Linked DNA regions of Homo sapiens: regions 2 and 3 are each linked to region 1. The links are chromatin contacts, found by Hi-C or POLR2A ChIA-PET in ENCODE. All regions are on one chromosome and are shown on one strand. Each heading gives the region's core, a stretch centred on a gene start or an enhancer-like site at or near the end of the contact. The rest is flanking DNA. Distances are from core to core; before and after follow the strand shown. Region 1 holds the start of FAM120AOS (family with sequence similarity 120 member A opposite strand). Region 2 holds the start of TBC1D2 (TBC1 domain family member 2). Region 3 holds the start of SECISBP2 (SECIS binding protein 2).

Region 1 (3,901 bases), core at 852-3,351:
CAAAAAAAAAAAAGATTTCTCTAAGCAAAGGTAACAGGAAATTATGCCCCTCTGCCAATTTACAAAACACTAGAAAGCACCAATAAGATGCTTAAAGTTTTTATAAATGTCTCATTTACTCAACATTATATATACTGAATTGTTCATGTCAATTCCTTTGCCAGTGGTTTTTACTTAATCTTAAAAAAATTATCATATGATAAAATTAACACATTTACTTTGGATGAATAGTTCTGATTTTAATGTATGGTAGCATCACCACCATCAGAATACAGAACAGTTCCATCACTCCACAAAGATCTCTCCTGCTGTCCCCTTTATGTGTACATCCTTCCCCTCCTCTACTCTCAGCACCACTGAATTGGTCCCTATCACTATAGTTTTATAATCATCCCTTTTGAACCTGGCTTCTTTCACTCAGTATAAAACCTTAATTAAATATTCATGCAAGTTGTTACCTACACCAGCAATTCCTTCCTTATTATTGCTAAGTAGTATTCCATAGTATGGCTATACTGTAGTTTAACCATTCACTTATTAAAGGATACTTTGTTTCCACGTTTGGGCTATTATGAATTAAGCTGCTATGGACATTTGAGTACCAGTTTTTGCACAAACAAAAGTCTTCATTAGGAAAATACCCAGGAGTGGAATTGCTGGATCGTATGATAAATGTATGTTTAACTTTATAAGAAAGTGCCACTGTTTTCTGGAGTGGTGGTGCCATTCTGCATTCCCACAAGCAATGTGTAAGGATCCAGTTGCTCAGCATTCTTGCTAGCACTTGGTATTGCTCATATTTTTTTCTCTTTTAGCCATTCTAATAGGCATGTAGTGATATCATGGTTTTAAACGTTTTAACCACTTTATGGGTATCTTTTATTAAATGGTATACACTGTTTCAATCCCTTAAACAGAGAATGCTGAATATTAATTTTTATGACTCAAAATCATCCTTATAGAATAAACATTGTACTACCCTCAGGGACCAAGGAAGTACATAGGGTTGTTTTCCTTTTCTTAAAATAGCCCCAGAATTATGTTTGCTTTTTATAGCTTTTTAAATCTCTCTTGTCACTTCTTGCTATTAATGGTGCTCCTGCCTCTGGCAGACTCTCCTCTTCATCCTCTTCTCAAGCTGAGTTTAGAAAATAGATAACCAAGCTTGTTAGAATTACATATGAAAAGAGGCCAGTCCATGAGTGAGAGAGCTTAAAGGATTCTTCAGTGAGGAAAGCAAAAGCACCCCCCTACACCCGCCAACCCCCCACATCACTGTACCCAAACTTCCTGACATCTTGCTTGGTTGCTGAGAAATTTCTAGTAGCTAAATCTCTTAGGCACTTTTCAAAAAGGTAAGGTTGCCAGCTAAGAGACCACCAAGTAATTGAGTTATTACAATATTCATTTTGTGCAATTCGCACTATAATATGACCCTAGGTCAATAATTAAAAGCTTAGCAAAAGCAAAATACAGACAAAATTATCCCATTATCCCGTGTCCAGAAACCTAAGTGAAAAAGACGATCTTAAATGGAGCTTAAATCTAGTTTCCTAACACTGACACATTGGTCTGAATTCTGAGCACCTACTAGGTGTGCGAGGCATTCAAAGGGGTGCAAAGATAAAGAAACTGTAGAATTAAAAAGAACTCAACAGTTCTTTAAAGATACAGTGACCATATGCATACATACTGATTCTAATCCTAAGTAATATTCACAGTGTTCCCTTGAAAGTCGCTTGACTAGTTAAGTAGAGAGCTGTGCGGTTACCAAAGGCAAGTCAGTGCAGCTCATCCTGTCTTTTAAGTAGTCTTTTCCATCTCTGAACAAGACTAAACTATGAACACTTTTACGCTCTATTAGGGAGATGGATCGCTTCAGACAAATGGCAGCACCTTACTTCCCTGAGCGCCCCAGGCTCCGATTCAGAAATTAAAAGGCAGGCACTTCCTCTCACCCGAACTTCCCTGAGGAATGGCAGCTGTGTGTCTGCCAGGCGCAGGGGCCAATCGGGACTCTGCCGGCCGCCTCCACCCACGACTTAAACACCATCTCACCAATTGCAACCGGATCGTGGGTGGGACTTCCGCTATCATTTTAGGCTTAACTACCACCATCTCCTCGCGGGCAGTGGGGGCAACCGCGAAGACAGAATTTCACAAACTTTCAGCTCCAGCAGTTTCAAGGAAATGTCAAATGACAAGATGGAAGACCGAGTGTCAAGAGCTAAGACAACAAAAAGGCCCCCAAAATTTGTTTTCAAGAAAACCAATGAAAAAAGCAAGCAATCAGAACGTGAAGTCCAGGATCATGGATGTGCTTATCTTCACAGTCACTGCTGGGTCCTGAAGTTCTCCTCTGGCCCAGTGCCAGCTGCGAAGCCCTCTGCCAAAGGGCCAGAGGAGGCCGGTGATATAGAGCTCTGATTACCCACCCGTCAGGGCACCGCTGAAGGTCACTGAATACTTACTGTGCACCCGAAAAATAAATCCTGCGAGTTCACGCCCGCGTAGTTCGCCCCCTGATTTTGAGCGACTCCTTTCGCATGGGATCTACAAAACCGAACTGCCTTAAAGACCTCTTTCACACGGACGTGAAGTCACAGAACTGACAAAATCCCATCCTGTCAAAGTGCACGGGTCTTTGAAATCTAACACAAAAAGCCATAGAAAGATTCTCTAAACACCCTGTACTAAGAGGAACACGGACAGGGCACTGCGTTCTGAAGTAGAGGCCAGGGCACTGGCCCTTAGACACGTCTCGCTGTCACCGGGCTAACAACATTGGCAAGGGCGGCGGCAGCAGCACTGATATTTGCAGCCCCCAAGGGCTCTGGCGAAACCCCCTCTATTACTCTGTATCCTGCCTGCTTCCAAGATGAACCTGTTGCTGGGAAAGAACAGGCTAAATTAGAAAAGGGAGTATTTTGTCAAAGTTGAAGGTGAGTGATAGCCTGCCCGCCTCAAATAGGATGGGAAAAACTAAGGATATTGGGGATGATGACACTGTCGCCTCCGAATTCTGGTCCGGGGCTCTCTCCCAGCCCTCAAGTGTCCCCACGCGGCCGCGGACCCCGAACAGGGACAGCTGGAGACGGGCTTGGGCAGCGCGCGGCCTGCACCCGCGGCCATCCATCTTGCAGCCCGGCCCGGCCAGGCTATCCCGGGCAAGGGCTGGGGGAACTCGCTGCCCCCAGCGCCGCCACGGCCGGGCGACATTCTGCGCCCTGGGAAGGGGGATAGGGGTGCGGCGCGGCCCCGGTCCCCGGCCCGCCCGGATCCCCGGCCTCACCTTGACGTGGAAGCGGATGAGCGCCAGGCGGATGCAGTGGGCCATGCAGACGGGCGGCAGGAACCAGACCTTTGGCGGCGGGGTGCCCTTGTTCTGGACATGGCTGACGATCTGCTGTGCCGTCTGGCGCTCGTTGCCCTGCCGCTTGACCCACTCGTGCAGCCGGGCCTTCTCGAGCGCGCCGTTGAAGAAGACGAAGAGCTCGATGTTGCCGCCGAAGCAGGCCTTGGCCAGCGCCGCCAGGTAGCCAAGCATGTGGTTCCACTGGCCGCCGCTGACCCAGTCGGTGTAGAAGCCGCCGTAGAGGCGGTGCAGGCAGTTGTCGGCGTCCACCAGCAGGCGCAGCGGGGTCTGCGGGGGCCGCTGCCGCCCGCCGCCCACCAGGCTGCCCCGGGCCAGCTTCTGCAGCTCCACCGGCACCACGGCGCTCGGGCAGTGCTTCTCGATGTAGTCCTGGAAGCCCTGCACGCCCATGGCGGCGGCGGGGGCGCGGGCGCGGGTGCGGGCGGGGGGCGGCGGGGCCGGGGGTGGTGGGGCCGTGGCGCGCGGGCGGGCTGGCGGGCGGGGGCGGCGGCCTCTAGGGGGGACTGGGGCGGGTCGGGGGCGCGC
Region 2 (3,901 bases), core at 574-3,073, 4.8 Mb before region 1:
GCGGAGGTCACGGTGAGCCGAGATCGCGCCATTGCACTCCAGCCTGCGCAACAAGAGCGAAACTCTGTCTCGAAAAGAAAAGAAATATTTTGTCCCACATTCTGTACTAAGAGCTTCACACATATTATTTTATTTAATTATCAAAACAACTCTAAGGGTAGACAGGTGTAGATCCAGGTTTTGTGGGGACTGGAATTAAACAGCATTAAGGGCCTTCTGATTTTTAAAAAATTACAAAATTATGAACACAAAATTAGGTATGACGATGGTTATTTAGAATGAGAAAATAAATTGTAAATTATAACAAATGAAGAGCTCTCTGGCATTTAGGAGAAATGCTCCCTGGTTGCAACTCCCCACCTGTTAGACTACAAATCCCAGCGACCCATGCAAGTGAACATAAATTTCATTAGCTTCACCGTAAAGTTGTCTGGCGGCGGGTCGGGGGTGGGTAGGAAGAAGTGTTATCTCCATTTTTAGGTTGAGCAAATCACTCAGTATTGCAGAGTGGGAATCTGAAAATTATGCAAATAGACTCTAGAGCCCTCGCCTTTACCCCCACCCTGCTTCTTGTCAATATCACTGAGTGTGCATGAGGGTCTCGTTAACGACGGCTGAGGGGGAGACGATGAAGTAAGAGGAAAGGCTGAACAAAGGGCAAGAGAAAGGCAGAAAGAAGCTCCTAAAGAAAGCTGGACGCAATTGGGCTCCGCAACCCTAATGGAGAAATGCGCCTTAGGAGGGAAGGGGAGAAGTTTAAGGGGAAACAGGTAAAATGAGGCAGAAGTTGAGCAAGTTAGTCAAACCCTAAATTCTTTTACTTATTTACAAAACAGCCTGGCGCGGTGGCTCTCGCCTGTAATTCCAGCACTTTAGGAGGCCGAGGCAGGAGAATCGCTTGAGGCCAGGAGTTCAAGACCCCCCTCTCTGCAAAAAACAATTTAAAAATTAGCCGGGTGTGGTGGTGCGCAGTTGCGGTCTCAGCTACTCGGGAGACTGAGGCGGGAGGATGGCTTGAGACCGGGAGGCGGAGACTGCAGTGAGCTCTGATCGCGCCACTGCACTCCAGCCTGGGTGACAGAGCCAGACCGTCTCTAAAAATAATAATAGCAATAACAAAATAAAAATAAATGTACTGCACCCAACTATGACCCAGGAGTGGCATGGGTTTCCGCAGCGCAGCGGCCGCGCCTGGGCGCCCCAAGCAACACAACCAGCGCTGTCAGGAGGCGAATAGGAGCCAGGACAGAGAGCTGGGGAGGCCACTGCTGTCAGGCGAGGGATAAGAAGGCCGTCCGCGGCGTCACTGACGGGGCTGAAGGAACACCAGGAGAAGAGTGGCAGACAGCTCCGGAGCCGCGCTGCCCGGGCGACGCCGGAAGATGGGCCTCCCAGCGGTCTTCCTTTCAGCCAATGGCCGCGAGATGCGCCGTCCGAGGGTGCCCCGCGCGGCACAGGGAGGGAACAAGCAGCCCATCGGGTGCAAGAAAGCACTATCTTTCTAGGTGACTATGCGAACTACCAGGGAAGTGTAGCTAGGGACAGGCTTCTCTGCCCGCGGTTAACCTAACTCAGTGCCACCACGCCTTTAACCTGAAGCCAGGGAGCACGGCTGCCCTCAGTAAAGATGGCTGACTGGCGCGGAGAAAAAGCCGGAAGCAGCTGGGCTTTGCAGGGAGCCGACTGAGCGCTGCGGGGGCGTGGCCTGGCGGTGGAGGGGCGTGGCCAGCCGCCGTAACCTGGGTTTGCGATCTTTGAGGCGCGCGCACCGCACCCGGTCCCGACTCTGTGGCTTCCTGGGGGCGGGTTCGCCGTCGGCCCCGCCCCCGCCCAGGTGTCTCCCTTTGGGAAGCTGCCCGCCGAGTCTCCGAGATTTGTCCCTGGTGGTCCCGCGGACCCCTCGTCCCTCCGCAGTCTCCGGCTGGCAGCGATGGAGGGCGCTGGGGAGAACGCCCCGGAGTCCAGCTCCTCTGCCCCTGGGTCCGAAGAGTCTGCCAGGGATCCACAGGTGCCGCCTCCGGAGGAAGAATCGGGGGACTGCGCCCGGTCCCTGGAGGCGGTCCCCAAGAAACTCTGTGGGTATTTAAGTAAGTTCGGCGGCAAAGGGCCCATCCGGGGCTGGAAATCCCGCTGGTTCTTCTACGACGAAAGGAAATGTCAGCTGTATTACTCGCGGACCGCTCAGGATGCCAATCCCTTGGACAGCATCGACCTCTCCAGTGCAGTGTTTGACTGTAAGGCGGACGCTGAGGAGGGGATCTTCGAAATCAAGACTCCCAGCCGGGTTATTACCCTGAAGGTAAATTCCTGCAACGACTTTCTCCTTTCCAGCGGCGTGAGGTCCCCTTTTCGCAGGGCAAGGCTGGGCGCGAGTGTGAGGTGGACACAGTAAATTTGGAGTGTCGGTGACGACAGTTCCAAGAACTTTGTGCTTTGCAAAGTGCATTCCCACCCATTTCCTCATTGGGTTCCCACAAGGCAGGGAAGACAGACCCATTTTACGGATCAAGAAACTGAGTCAGAGGGAGATGAAAGGACTGGCTCGAGGTCCATGCGTCTAGAGAGTAGGGTAGCTTGGAATCCCATAGTCTTTCTACCTCTCAGTGCTGAATCAAAACTTTTACTTTTGGGTGTGCCTGACAGTGCAGTTACCTTAACTTTCTTACCTGGGACCTAAGTAAGTCAAAATATGGTCTTTGCAATCCTCTCTCAAGGCCAGGATTCTGATTCCCGTTTCTTGATATTTTGGCCAAGGTCAGTGAATGCTGAGAAGAGACTGGCAGGGATTAGGAAAATAAACACTTAGGTTTCACTGATCAGCCTAGATTGTTCATCTAGGCATGCTTAAACCTGTTTTCCTATCAGCAGCAAGGGGTAGGTTTTATCATCATGTGTAACTGAGAAAGCCTAAAGCAGTAGAAAGGCCACATTCTTTGAAATCAGACGGGCTTGGATTCAAATTGTACATTTGCTACTTACTAGCTGTGTGACCCTGGACAAGTTACTTAACCTCTCAGAACCTAGGTGGTTTGTAAGCATTTGACACATCACAGGCATGTACAAATTGTTGAATTAATTGCATCACCTAGAATACAGCCTGGTACCTAGTGGAGTACTTAATAATTTTTTGTTGCATAAGCACACATGCACACACAAGGTGATGGAACCAAGGTCAGAGTGCTAATGTCAAGAGGAGGTGTCCCATAACTTAATTGGAAAGACAGATCTGGGCTAAGTGTTCTATGGGCATCAGAGAAGAATGTGCCAGGAGATAGCCTTCCCCACCCCATCCCCATCTGTCCACCCCTCCAACCCCAACTCCAGCTAAGTGGGTATCTGTGGATGCCCACGTGTTCAGTTCTCCTTTACTGACTGGACTTGGCGGGTGACCAGGCTGGGGGACTTGGTTAAAATAATGAAACTCAGGAATCCCTGGCCAGGGAAGGCATTTTCGAGGTCATGTGGTTCCCGGGTCTATGTGTCTCTTCCACAGGTTGACTGCTGTATGCAGGGTCTTCAACACATGGTCTTTATAATAGTATTCCATTGTTCCTGGCTCTGCGCTTGGCGGGGTGTGGAGCTAATGCACCCCCACCCCTGGTTCTCTGACAGCTTAAAGTCTGGTGGGAGAGACTGAGGGAGAACCTGCATGCACCCTGAAATGTTCTGTAGAGACATGTGATAAGTCTGTGCAAGAAGGTGTGGTGACAGGAGGAGTCAGTTCCACCAAGTGGAAGGGGCTAGCCAGAAAGGCATCTGGAGGAGGGACACACCCAAGGCTTGAAAGAAGAAATAGGTGGCAAGCAGACAAGAGGGAGAAAGGTATTCCAGGCCAAGAGAGCACCGTGAGCAAATTAGGAAACCATGATACAGCCCTGAGTGTCCAGGCAAATCACATGAG
Region 3 (3,901 bases), core at 383-2,882, 4.1 Mb after region 1:
ACCCACCTCGGCCTCCCAAAGTGCTGGGATTACAGGCGTGAGCCACAGCGCCTGGCCTGAAACTGCATTTCTTATTAACAAATGCAATGCAGTCTCTACTATTTCTTTGCCGAAAATAACAATGAGTATGAAGAAAAAAAAGGGGAGTTAAAGCTTCTGTTTTTGGCACAGGATACAGTTAAGTTGTGCTACTGGCTCAGACTCTTCTTGGTTGAAGAGCATTCTCTCATCATCTGCAGAACTTTAGTGCAGTAACTGCTGAGTATTTGAAAGTCTAATCACCATTAAATCCAAAATGTAAGCCCCTAGGTAAGACTTTTAGAAAGATACATACTCTGTCACTGGTGGTTCCTGAACAAACGGATAGTATGTGGCTGCAGAGCTGGGGAAGACACATGCTTCTGAGGACTCTAACCATGCCACATTGAGCCCGGCAAATCTGGGGACAAATGGTTTGACATCTGCTGATAACTTGATGCCCTGAGGAAAAATATGAGGTTTTGGCCACAAACATTCAGAGATCAAGCAAATATAAACAAACAAAAAGACCCAAGAGGTGTTCCTAATAGCCCCAGAAATGTTCCCGATGTTGTTTAAAAACTTCTGCCTCGTAAAGACAAGAACCTGCTTGCTAACGATTTCTCCCCAATGCTTTTTTTTTTGTAGAAAAGGCAGTAGTTCAAACATTAAAAGTGAAAAATGACAACGAATTCAAGTGGAAATAAAACAACACAGATTATATAGTTTAGATCTTGGAATAAGGGTGTTTTTACCACAGATTCACTTAGAAATAATAGAACTGCACACAGTACAACTACTGCAGTCAAATACACGTGGACTGTTTAACTACAGCACCCAAAACACACTGCAGACGTTTATTTCCATTACATTTTCTTGAAAAAGTTGCACAAAAGCATATGCATTTTACTCATGAACCACTAAGTCTTGCTTTATTGAAATACCAAACCTTGCTTTGCTAGAAAATATTATCACCACGAGCCTTTGAAATTTCAATTCACTAAGATTTCTTTCTTTAGTTTTTAGTGACGTAGTAAGAGATTTACTTTCACCGAGAATTTTATGGGTCTAAAAATGATGCAAGCGATCGCCAGGGCTCCATCTAGTGGTAATGCTGAGTACGTAGAGCGGAGAATGACGTTCAGAAAAACGCAGGATCCTTTAAAACAATCTATCCGTTCCCAAGAGCGCGGGAAGCTCGCCAGAGTCCCCCCGCCCCGACTGCGGGGAGCGCCGGGCTGGGCCGCAGTCACTGCGCTGGGTGACATCGCACCACAGACGCGGCGCTAACTGTGGGCGGGGTCTGTAGCCGCTGACCGCCACCCCAAGGCGGACCCGAGGCGGGGCGCGAAGATCGCGGCCACCCGGTAGGGCGCTCCCGTGCCGTCACCAGCATCCGACCCACGCCCGCTGGACCAGCCCCGTCACCGCCCGGCCGAGCCCCCAGTGCGAGGCAGGCGGACGGACTGAGGCTGCCGAGAGAGCCCCCGTCGGCCCTTACCTCGCTTTCGGGCTCCCGCGGCCCCTCCGACGCCATGCCGCGAGGCGCGGAGGAGGCCGCGTCACGGAGGCCAGCAGCGGGCCGTCGGCTTGCCGGACAGACAAAGCGTTTCCGCCCCCGCAGGCGACGCCAGGAAGTGCGTCACAGCAAAGCGACAGAGCCCGCCCTTTCTTCCGGCCGGAAGTACGCGGCGGCGGCACTGGACCTGCGCGGGCAGCACGTGGAGGCAGTGGGGCGCTTGCGGAAAATGGGGACCCCCAGGAGTCCTCTGGGCTGGGGACCCACCGTAGCTTGCGGGAGTCTTGGATCTGCCTTTTAGTGCTGGGATATCGGAGATAGTCTCCACCAAGGCAGTAGCGACTATAAACAAGAGTTAGGCCGTGATTTACTTTTCTCCCCTGGGCCTCACGAGTCTAGCGTTAGGACGGGATGGGGTAGTCTGGAAAGGCCTCTCGCTGAGGTGACCTTTGAGCAGTCACCTGAAGAGAAAGATTTACTAATAAGGAAACTGAGGAGGCCGAGATTACTCTCACCCCCGCCACTGCATTTCCCTAAAATTTCCCCAAGATTGGTGACTTACAGGAATTGCATACCCTGTAGGTCCTACAAACCTGGAAAGCCTACAAGACTCTTGATGGTATCCTAAATTTCCAGAAACCTTAAGTTTGGAAGTAGCCACAGAAAATAATTTAAAAATCGCTCGGTTTCTTTCAAAAATTAAAAAAAGTGCTAAGATATGGTCAAGAGATGGAATAGTATAATTTTCACGAGAAAAAAAAAGTTCTACACAGAGCAAATTCGTTAAATATTGAGAGAAATGTATAAAGTGCGGCAGGGATAGGAGGTTGACCAAAAGTACAGGGAAGAATGCAGAGTGGATTTCAATAGATGGAGGAGGAACTTTCCTCTCACTCAAAGGCTTGGAGGAAAGTGCAAGTGGATTTAAGGAACAGAAAATGTCAGCAAAACAGGCTATTTGAGGAATGGGGATTAGGTTGAGGCAAATTGTAGGTTTCCTCTGTCCCTTGCACAGACGTTAACTCTACCATTGAATACGAAGTATTTCAAGCAAGTAAGGCAGGTGCAGCTCCAGTTTTTTCAGATTTCTGTCCTGGTGGGTCTCAGTTCACTACACAGCCTCTAGCAGAAGTGATCCTTAGGGTCTGGTCTGGCAGGAATTTATGCTGGAAGTTTAGGGGTAGCTGTCGCCTTCCTTTCAGCACTATTGGGTCTACCCGGAAGTGTAATGAAGTTTACTTGATTTTGTCATGTTTCTGTTGGTTACCCTGGACACAACCTATGGTAGTGGCAGTAGATTTTAGGATGCTGCTAATCACAACCTTCAAAATTTATTGCCCTCATGTGTAAAGACACCCTTTCTTAACCAATGGACCTGATGTATGCTGGCTGCTCATTTAAGATGTTTCTATAGCATAGCAATTAATTAGAATAACTCCAAAACACTTTCCTAGCAGCTAAAAAGGCAAAGGTGTTTTACAGTGTTTTTGAACTTTTAAAAATGTGGTGATACTTTATAGGAAACATTATCCCTACTTTGGAAATGTAGAAGAGGATAAAAAAGAGGTTTCTCCCAAGACCACCAGTGGCCAGTGAAGTAGCCCAGATAGTATTAATTTGGGCTTTCCTGTTCTAGACAATTCTCCAGGAATTCAAGAGGTAAAATCTACTTTGGCTTTAGTTTAAACATATCCCTGGTAATTAATTTCTTCATTAAGTGAATTAAATGGTATCCAGATCATACCGCACTATTTTAAACTCATTTAACATCATCTTTAAGGTAAGTTAACTTCCTCAGAGCTAAAACTATAACACTGAAATCAATTTCAATAGTCACAAATTTCAATAGTCACAAATTAAGAAAATATACCTCAAAAACTTGAAACAGTGATAAATGCAACATACAAACTTTATTGAACAAAAGTAAACTGTTTCAGTAAACTCAAACAGGCACTTAAGAGAAAAACTGACTGGAAGAACTTTTATCTTAAACATCTTACAGTAACCTACTTGCAGTTGCATTTAACTGAGCTCTGTTGCTGTGAAGAATACAGCTCATGCACAGGTATGGATGAAAGATTTGTACATTTCTCAAGTATTCACTGAATACTACCTTATATACACATATACATTAAATTTGAAAAAGATTTGACGATCCCCAGATAAACTTCATTTTTGTTGATCTTTTGGAAGAGGTCGTCTAAAGAGAAGAATATGTGGTTCTGTGGAAAGAAAATGTTTTGAATCATTTTAATATGATTTTCATATACTCAACAGAAATTCAAAAGTATTCTCAACTAAGCCAGAATAAAATAAACTAAGTCCACTATTAATTGGTTTGAGGTATCCAAAATGATTTTTTTT

What was found. Hi-C counts contacts between places; a loop is a spot of excess contacts on that map. ChIA-PET counts read pairs that join two places held with the same protein, here RNA polymerase II (POLR2A). Pooled maps may share reads with other maps.
Region 2: a loop to region 1 is called in a map with no recorded cell type, with 9 times the contacts of the local background. The contact joins the promoter of TBC1D2 here to the promoter of FAM120AOS in region 1. A Hi-C loop is called at or near these places in 1 of 37 single-sample maps with no recorded cell type and 8 of 50 pooled maps. POLR2A ChIA-PET finds 5 or more read pairs at or near these places in 1 of 52 experiments (CD8-positive, alpha-beta memory T cell).
Region 3: a loop to region 1 is called in a map of B cell, with 11 times the contacts of the local background. The contact joins the promoter of SECISBP2 here to the promoter of FAM120AOS in region 1. A Hi-C loop is called at or near these places in 6 of 168 maps with a recorded cell type or tissue (B cell, CD4-positive, alpha-beta memory T cell, CD8-positive, alpha-beta T cell and 2 more), 10 of 37 single-sample maps with no recorded cell type and 13 of 50 pooled maps.

Annotation. Positions count from the first base shown.
Region 1 is chr9:93,451,781-93,455,681 of GRCh38, reverse strand. FAM120AOS (family with sequence similarity 120 member A opposite strand) reads left to right here and starts at 2,101. Exons shown (of 3, transcript NM_198841.4): 1 at 2,101-3,535. The coding sequence starts at 2,973. It overlaps FAM120A (family with sequence similarity 120 member A), which reads right to left. Exons shown (of 18, transcript NM_014612.5): 1 at 3,293-3,901. The coding sequence starts at 3,766. RefSeq lists enhancers at 1,901-2,195, 2,259-2,388 and silencers at 3,108-3,287, 3,588-3,717, 3,858-3,901.
Region 2 is chr9:98,253,571-98,257,471 of GRCh38, reverse strand. TBC1D2 (TBC1 domain family member 2) reads left to right here and starts at 1,823. Exons shown (of 13, transcript NM_001267571.2): 1 at 1,823-2,299. The coding sequence starts at 1,931. RefSeq lists an enhancer at 1,099-1,588 and a silencer at 1,759-1,808.
Region 3 is chr9:89,316,231-89,320,131 of GRCh38, reverse strand. SECISBP2 (SECIS binding protein 2) reads right to left here and starts at 1,632. Exons shown (of 17, transcript NM_024077.5): 1 at 1,520-1,632; 2 at 335-480. The coding sequence starts at 1,555. CKS2 (CDC28 protein kinase regulatory subunit 2) reads right to left here. Exons shown (of 3, transcript NM_001827.3): 3 at 3,429-3,759. The coding sequence ends at 3,707. RefSeq lists a silencer at 1,273-1,592 and an enhancer at 1,763-1,982.